Linked DNA regions of Homo sapiens: region 2 is linked to region 1. A link is a contact called in ENCODE Hi-C or POLR2A ChIA-PET data. All regions are on one chromosome and are shown on one strand. The core of a region is the stretch at or near the end of the contact, and the rest is flanking DNA. Distances in the headings are between cores, read along the strand shown. Region 1 holds the start of LINC02685 (long intergenic non-protein coding RNA 2685). Region 2 has its middle 43 kb from the start of PRDM11.

Region 1 (4,191 bases), core at 1,098-3,597:
CGGCGAGTTCAGCACAAAGCCAGGCACTTAGTCACATCTCAAAAGCAGCTTTACTACTGGTAGCATGGTCTGTTTAGATGCTTTTATCTTCACTACCTCATGTGAGTGCTTCGAAAACAGACAAGAGCTGTTTTACAGCTGTTGTCTTGTATTGAACAGTGCCTGGTGTACAGTAAATACCTGTTCAGTCACCGATACTGCATTTTGGATCCATGAACTTCCTTAAGCATCCCAACAAGTCATGAAATCAACACGGTGGCATTCTGCCTGGGCCCTGAATGGGAGGAGTCCCCAGGTCTAGCTGAACCCAAGCCCAGGTCTACTCTCCAGTTGCCCAAGTTGTATTTCTGCTCAAGACTGAATTAATCCCAATCTCACTGGATGTGAATTAAGCGCGGGACTTCGTATTCTGCTTGGACAATACCCATTACTGACTGGGGTTTCTCAGTGGGGGACTGAGCCAAGCAGGAGATGGGGTGGGGATGGGGGGACATGGTAGCTTTCCCTAGAGGAAGCCCAGCCTTGGCCTGGCCCAACTGGCCAAGGAGTGCTTTGCTGAGTTATGGGGGTTCAGTGCTCAAAGTTCCAGGGGAGTCTGGGCCCCCAAGATTCTCAGAATCATCTGCCCAATTATCCCCACCTGAGGTCTCAGCATCCCACTCTCTGCCCAGCAGGGTTCTTGGCTTTGGCTGAGATCTGGCCAAGCTATGCCCTCCTTCTCCTTCACAACCCTGTGACCCTCCTGCCCCCAATTCCATGCCGAGCCTGATATTCAGTACAGGATACCCTTTGGCTGCAGAAGGAGAGAGTGTCTTACAACAGCACTATGGGGATTTTGTTCTTCACTGCATGGCCTGAGTTAACAGTGGATCAACCTGAGCCTGCTGTTTTCTTCCTTTAAGGCTTCCAGAGCAGTTAGCCGCCAGCCAGCCTCACCATCCCTGTAAGGCCCATCGCCCCTGGATTGTTTAGATGCTAGTGCTTTCATCTGATCCCCCACCCCACCAACACCTGTACCTCTTCCCAGCCCAGCACAGGGACAGTCTTAATCACCGTAATACCAGGGTGGCCACCATCACACGTCCCACGACAACAGGGCCCTCATTGCACATCACCAAGTGACCCAGCTCCAGAATGCCCTCCTGTAGTGGCGTTCTCAGGGCTGCGACTCTCTTAGCTTAAGATCCCCCCAAAGTAGAACCCGATGCCAAGGCTTGTGTACAGGGAGTTTATTTTGGAAGTCATTCTAGGGACCAGAAATGAGGGACGAACAGGAGTGGGAAACAAGAGAGAGCAGAAGAGCCAAGATAACGGTGCATTATTAGGTCACTGCCGTGGGTGGCTGGGGCTCAGCCCTGCCAGGACCTTCCAAGCAGTGCACAGAGGGACCTTATGGGTCAGATGACGGCCTGGCAGAAGCATTCACCTGGTGGCGCCTGTGCACCCCAGATTGAGGCTGGCTCAGTGGAAGCAACTTCCCTCCACAAGTCCTCCGGCTGAGCCCGCTTCTGCCAACCTTGTGTTGGGGCGCTGCGGAAGCCCCTGGGCAGAAAATGAAAACTGCCTCATGCTGACAGGAGGCGAGGTGCTGGTGGTGCAAAGGGAGCTGAAGCCCGCCCGGAACTGCTTGCCACAGCATGGCTGGAAATAGAGTTGTAGCCGTGCACGCGGCAGGCGGCGTTCAGAAGGAATCTGGTGCATTCTCTCGTAGTTATGAAAACAGGCTCTGGAGCCAGGCTGTCTTGATTCCAATCCTTCTGCTGTGCTTCCTTTCCTTCCACTTACAGAAGGGGGAATACTAAGAAGAAAGTACTTTATAGGGTTGTTATGAAGTAAATGAGAAAATTCATGCAAGATGCTTGTAATAGTGCCTGGCACATAATAAATACTCAATTAAGAGGGGCTTCTAATATCCCCATTTTACAGTTGAGGAAACTAAGATACATATTTTTTGAGGGATGAGGAGAAAGGGGACAAAGAAAGGGAGGGAAGGATTTTGAGTAGATCCCGCTCAAACCTCCAGAGAAGCGGAGGCCCTGGCTCTCTCAGCGTTTCTATGTCCTCTTCCCCTATCACAGGAGAGGCCTAAGGATGGGCAGCAAAGGCTTTCTTCCCCAAACAGGCATTCAAGCTTCCTCTGCTCCAGCTACAGGGTCCGTGGGTTCCTTGTGATGTCACAGCTGGTTGCTATGGAGACCAGGTTGCTGTGAATGTCAGTCCGAGGCCCATTAGGAGCACAGTGAACAGCAGCCCAGGCGAGCCCAGGGAGGCAAGAAAATGAGGCTCCCCGTGAGGTCTAATAAACACCTCTCGCCACACCCCAAACACATAGACACGCAATAGAGCCCATAGGTCCTGAGTGAGTCCCCCTGGCCCACCCCATTCAGCTGAGATCTGACAACATATGTTTGGGGACAAACAGCCCCAGCAGCCAGGAGCAGGCCACATCATACATAGTCAGCATCAGCCATGGTCCCCTCCCACTCTCCTGGGGGAAAAAGGTGCTTTACAGGCAGCGTGGCATCCGAGCATCCCCATGGCGATGCTGAGGTCAGACCTCACTGTGGTGATCTCACGCTGGGGCCACCGGACTCAGGCCAGGCTGGGAGTAGGCTGTCTAGCCATTGCTGGCTGTCATTGTCACCAAGGGAAGGGGAGAAGCTGTGAAGAGTTGCTCTGGAAAAAACAAATCTGCTCATAGGACAATGGGTCTGGGTGAACCTATCCCGGCCCTCTTGGCTGCTGGGCCAGGGCCTGGTTTTTCACAGGGCACCATTGAGACCACAGGAAGTGGCTTCCTGCCTCTGAAGACAGCACACAACTGCCCTAGAAAGCGCTCTTGTCACCCCTGCTGTGAGTCCCCCAGTGGGTTGCTTTGAGAGCCTTTCCTTTTACTGTGTATGGGGAAAATCTTCTGGGGGGATTGGCAGAGGTGGGGGGAAGCACCCTATGCCCTTCTCTGGATCGCAGGGTATCCTCCCTCCATGCTCTGGCGAGGCACTGACCACCCCCTTCCCCAGGGCTGAGCCAGACTCCAGGCAGCCTCCAGCCACCCGTGCCTCCGGTTCACCCCTGCCTGCCTGCCCGCCTGCTGCTGTCCTCAGCCAAGCCCTTCTGCATTCCCCGGCTCGAGGCCCCACTGTACTACCTGCCTAGTTGGGACACTTTTGCAGGAGGGACTGTCGCCTTTCTTTTGCTGGACTTTTATTTTTTTGAGACAGAGTCTTGCTCTGTTGCCCAGGCTGGAGTGCAATTGCACAATCTCGGCTCATTGCAAGCTCCGCCTCCCAGGTTCAAGTGATTCTCCTGCCTCAGCCTCCCTAGTTGCTAAGACTACAGGTGCGTGTCCACTATATCTGGCTAATTTTTTCATTTGTTTTTTGTTTTTTGAGACAGAGTTTCACTCTTGTCACCCAGGCTGGAGTGCAGTGGTGCAATCTCGGCTCCCTGCAATCTCCGTCTCCCAGGTTCGAGCTATTCTCCTGCCTCAGCCTCCCGAGTAGCTAGGATTACAGGCGCCCACCACCACACCATGCTAATTTTGTATTTTTAGTAGAGATGGGGTTTCACCATGTTGGCCAGGCTGGTGTCAAACTCCTGACCTCAAGTGATCTGCCCGCCTCGGCCTCCAAAAGTGCTGGGATTACAGGCGTGAGCCACCGCGTCCCGCCTGGACTTTCTTAAGAAACAGTTACTCCCAACCTACAGCTTGACCTCATAGCTGGGCCCTTCATCCTGCTGATGGGCAGTGTAGGGAGACAGGAAACACAGAGGCGTCTGGGAGGCAAACCTCATTGCCACCCCTTTCTAGAGACGTGGCCTTGGGCAAGTCACGTCCCCTCTCTGAGACTCTTGTTTTCTCAGGGTCATTGTGAGGATTAGATGGCCCCGTAAGTGTTCACCCCTTTCTTCCCAATCCTGCATCTGGACCCCAGATGCCACCTCCCACGTCAGAGGCCCTGCATCCATGCTCTGCATCTCTGGCTGCCCTCACCACACATGTGTTGCTCTGCCCAGGCCCCTCAAGGCTGGTGGTGTTCTTACACCTTGCTTTTGCTGACTCAGTGGATGTGTCTAGGTACCACCAGTCCCGACCCCGTTCTGTAGGTCTCTTCTAGAAAGGAGAGCCACCAAGAGCCTATGCCCTGCTCTGTGTTAGGATCTGTGTCAGACATTTCACACCCATTATTC
Region 2 (4,191 bases), core at 588-3,087, 130 kb after region 1:
CCAGCCACTCAGGAGGCTGAGGCAGGATAATTGCTTGAACCCAGGAGGCTGAGGTTGCAGTGAGGTGAGATTGCACTACTGCACTGCAGCCTGGGTGACAGAGCAACACTCTGTCTCAAAAAAAAAAAAAAGAAGAAGAAGAAGAAGAAGAAGAAGAAGAAGGCGTTCAGGGCTCAGAGCTAGAGGCTGAGCAGAGGAAGAAGAAGGCGTTCAGGGCTCAGAGCTGGAGGCTGAGCGGAGGAAGAAGAAGGCGTTCAGGGCTCAGAGCTGGAGGCTGAGCGGAGGAAGAAGAAGGCGTTCAGGGCTCAGAGCTGGAGGCTGAGCGGAGGAAGAAGAAGGCGTTCAGGGCTCAGAGCTGGAGGCTGAGCGGAGGAAGAAGAAGGCGTTCAGGGCTCAGAGCTGGAGGCTGAGCGGAGGAAGAAGAAGGCGTTCAGGGCTCAGAGCTGGAGGCTGAGCGGAGGAAGAAGAAGGCGTTCAGGGCTCAGAGCTGGAGGCTGAGCGGAGGAAGAAGAAGGCGTTCAGGGCTCAGAGCTGGAGGCTGAGCGGAGGAAGAAGAAGGCGTTCAGGGCTCAGAGCTGGAGGCTGAGCGGAGGAAGAAGAAGGCGTTCAGGGCTCAGAGCTGGAGGCTGAGCGGAGGAAGAAGAAGGCGTTCAGGGCTCAGAGCTGGAGGCTGAGCGGAGGAAGAAGAAGGCGTTCAGGGCTCAGAGCTGGAGGCTGAGCGGAGGAAGAAGAAGGCGTTCAGGGCTCAGAGCTGGAGGCTGAGCGGAGGAAGAAGAAGGCGTTCAGGGCTCAGAGCTGGAGGCTGAGCGGAGGAAGAAGAAGGCGTTCAGGGCTCAGAGCTGGAGGCTGAGCAGAGTCACAGGCTCTTTGCCGAAAGCCTGTGTGACCTGGGCCGATGTGTGTTTAATGATCCCCAAAGGCTCTTCCTGTCTTAGTTTCTGGAAAGCTGGCTTTCCCGGGGAGATGCTAGCTGGACACAGATGAGGAAAGACTAAAGTTCAGCCTTGCAGCACTCCCTGGGGCCGGCATGAGGGGAAGCACCCCAGCTGGGGCCCCAACACTGCCCTCTGCAATCCAGCCACTCCCAGGAAGGGAGTAGAAGAGCAATAACGTCTTCTGTGGGAGCCTCCTTCACACCGTGCCACAGCCTCCTTCCCCCATACCACCCCAGTCCATTAGGTCCAGCCCCCCTTGCACCGTGCCACAGCCTCCTTCCCCCCTGCCATCCCAGTCCATTAGGTCCAGATGACCTGTGACACACACCCTGGGCCCCCAGCCCTGTGCTGGCCGCCCTGGTGGATGCTGGAAACGCCAGGCGAGCCTCTGGCCACAGAAGGTGGTGCCTGGCCCATTGCACAGGGGCAGCCAAGGTAATCAGTTCAATGCCAGAGCAGTCAGGGAAGGCTTCCTGGGAATGGCAGCAATTGGGCTGGGCTTGCCAAGCTGATTAGTGTGAACTGGTCGACCGAGGAAGGGAGAGCAGGCCTGATGTACAGAAGAGCAGATGCAGAGAGACAGGCAGGACTGTTTACCCTGGAGGGGGAAGGCCCACTCACTGTGTGGGCAGGAAGCTGACTCAGAGTGTGATGAGAGTAACAGAGAACCCAAGTCTCTCTACTCCCAGCCCAGTGCTCATATAATCGTGAGCCCTAGCCTTGCATTTTCATTCTCTTGTCTGGTCATCACTGGACAGTTGCCTCTGCCATGTCTACTGGACAGGACTCAGGATGGTCACCAGCAGCTTTCCCCTGCATCCCTCCCCAAAGCCCAGAAACCCTGACCACCCCGCCGGGCCTGCCTCCTCCCCGGCCTTGGAGCCCAACCTGGACTCTGCAGTTGGTCCTTTGGCGCCATCTGATGGTAGACATATGAAACTACAGCAAATGGGGGGACTGGTGAAGGAGGAAAAGTTGGAGGAGGAAGAGGAGGAAGATGAGAGGGAGATGAGGAAAGAGGAAGAGGAAATAACTTGTATAGCCTATATGGATCACCATGTGCTTTGGTAGAGACAGAAAAATCTAGGCCCTACCGTTTTGCAGCTTTGTGACTTTGAGCAGTTCACAGTTCCTCCCTGAGCCTCAGTTTCCCCATCTGTAAAACCAGGAAAAATAACCCAAACTTAAGTGTTAACCTTTGGCAGGGTATTGACCAAGAGGGAGCTTGAGGGGGCCTTTGAGGGTGTCAGAAATACTTCTGTCTTGATGGTCACACGGTTTTAAAAAGTCATTGAGTTGTACACAAAGTTTGTGTACTTTACTGTATATATAATATATACATTATATGTAATACTATATATAGTATATATAATATAAACATATAATATATAACATATATATTATATATAAATTATATATATAAAAATTATACCTCAACAAGAAAGGAAGCAATAACACTAATCTACCTTTAACGGTGAAAACCAAGAGAAATCATGTAAGAAAGGGGCTTAGCTCAGGGCCTGGCACCAAGTCAGGATGCATTGAGGGCGATGGTTATCCCTGCTGTCACTCAGCACTTTCAAATATAGCTGTGCTTTATTTTGCAATGACCCTGTAAGTTGACTTACTTTTTATAGCTGAGGGATTGAGGCTTGGTGAAAACTTGCTCTAGATGATCTAATTCCGTGCCCTAGACTTTTTCGCCTGGGCATAGCCCTCAAGCTAGGATAGGCTGAGCAGGGCCCAGGGCAACAGAGCTGTGTGGACAGGCTAGCCCTCAAGGGCCACTGCACCTGGCAAAGCACAAGACCAAAATGTTGTCCACTTGTTCCCAGGAGACCTGGCTCTTCCAGGTGATGAGGCACCAGAGGAACTTCTCTCAAGAAAGCAGGCATCAGCTGGCCAGAAGGAGTAAGGGCAGAAGAAGGCAGCAGGGCAGCACAGGGCACAGGGCTGGACAGGCAGATCTGGGTCTGAATTCAGGATCCTCTGGATGAAAGGGGGCAAGCTGCTTCTCATCCATGGGGGTCGGGTTTCTCATCTGCAAAATGGGGACGAGGACACGTGCCCTTCCTGCTGCTCAAGGTTGCTGTGATAGCTGAGTGAGACCATGGAGTGAAGACTCTGGTCCTCCTACTGACCTTACAGGATGGGCAAGAGCCTCTCCATTTTGCAGATGAGGAAACTGAGGCACAGACACTTCAGACCCCACCCAGCTATGACCCATCTCCCACCTGGGACCTCAGCCCCAAGGTGACTCATGGCAGAAACACAGCCCAGGGAAGAGGAACAAAGGTTTTGGGGGGAGGTGGCCTAAAACCTGCCCAGAAACCTCAGTGCTGCAGATGACACAGAACCACCAATACGGCTAAAGGGACTGGGTGGGGCACTTTAGAAAAGCAATAGGAATATCATCCCAGCCCTGAGGTTAATTCAGATCGGGGACCCAGAGTTGGGTTCTCGATGCCTTGTGATGTCCAAGCAGCTTCCCAGGCCTCCTTCCTTCACGGAGCTCCTGGGACCATCTCCTCCTCCTGCATCCTGGACAGGGGTCATGTAATTCCACCCCATTCCCATCACGGGGCCAGTGGCCCCATGTCTTAGTCTGCTTGGGCAGCTATAACAAAAATACCATAATCTAGGTGGTTTACAAAGAGCAAACATGTATTTCTTATAGTTCTGGGAGCTGGGAAGTCCAAGATCAAGGTGCCCCAGATTTGGTGTCTGGTGAAGACCCACTTTCTCATGTACAGATGGCACTTCTTGCTGTATCTTCACAGAGTATAAGTGATGAAAGAGCTCCCTCAGACCTATTTAATAAGGGCACTAATCCCAGTCAACTGTCCTCATGGCCTAATTGCCTCCTCAATGCCCCACCTCCTAATACCATCACATCGGTGATTAGGTTTCAATGTGGGAATTTGAGGAGTACACATTCAGACCATAGCACCCCATGACCTACCTAAGGCCACCCAACTGGTCATAGCCACCAGGTGCTGCAAAAGCCTTGAGCTCATCTAGTGAGAACCCTCATCTATCAGAGAGGGAAAGGGCTTGTCTGAGGCTGCACAGCAGAGCTGGGACTGGAAGCCAGACCTCTGCACACCAGGCCTCGAGGGGAACCACAGGTGCTCAGGCCTTCTGAAAGCCACCTCATCACTGTGAGAGGGCCTCAGCCTCCACTGCTACAGCTGACTCTGCAGCCCCTCCCTCCAGCCGTGGTGACAGCAGAGCCATGGAAGCAGCTGGGCCTCCC

What was found. A loop is a pair of places that touch in the nucleus more often than their neighbours do. ChIA-PET counts read pairs that join two places held with the same protein, here RNA polymerase II (POLR2A). Pooled maps may share reads with other maps.
Region 2: a pooled map shows a loop between it and region 1 (4-fold over the local background). The contact joins the enhancer-like site here to the promoter of LINC02685 in region 1. A Hi-C loop is called at or near these places in 1 of 168 maps with a recorded cell type or tissue (PC-3) and 6 of 50 pooled maps. POLR2A ChIA-PET finds 5 or more read pairs at or near these places in 2 of 52 experiments (MCF 10A and Panc1).

Annotation. Positions count from the first base shown.
Region 1 is chr11:44,971,555-44,975,745 of GRCh38, forward strand. It overlaps LINC02685 (long intergenic non-protein coding RNA 2685), which reads left to right and starts at 2,348. Exons shown (of 4, transcript NR_026681.1): 1 at 2,348-2,853; 2 at 3,242-3,339. It overlaps LOC105376649 (a long non-coding RNA gene), which reads right to left and starts at 2,846. Exons shown (of 2, transcript XR_931236.3): 1 at 2,018-2,846; 2 at 1,215-1,798. RefSeq lists an enhancer at 2,922-3,567.
Region 2 is chr11:45,101,439-45,105,629 of GRCh38, forward strand. It overlaps a transcript of PRDM11 not described here. Among named protein-coding and RNA genes, the nearest start is that of PRDM11, 43 kb to the right of the region's middle. RefSeq lists enhancers at 1-285, 286-824 and a silencer at 1,620-1,914. Within about 2 kb of position 1,838, at least 7 of the 41 ENCODE cell types and tissues checked have a DNase peak (open chromatin) inside an H3K27ac peak, as active enhancers do.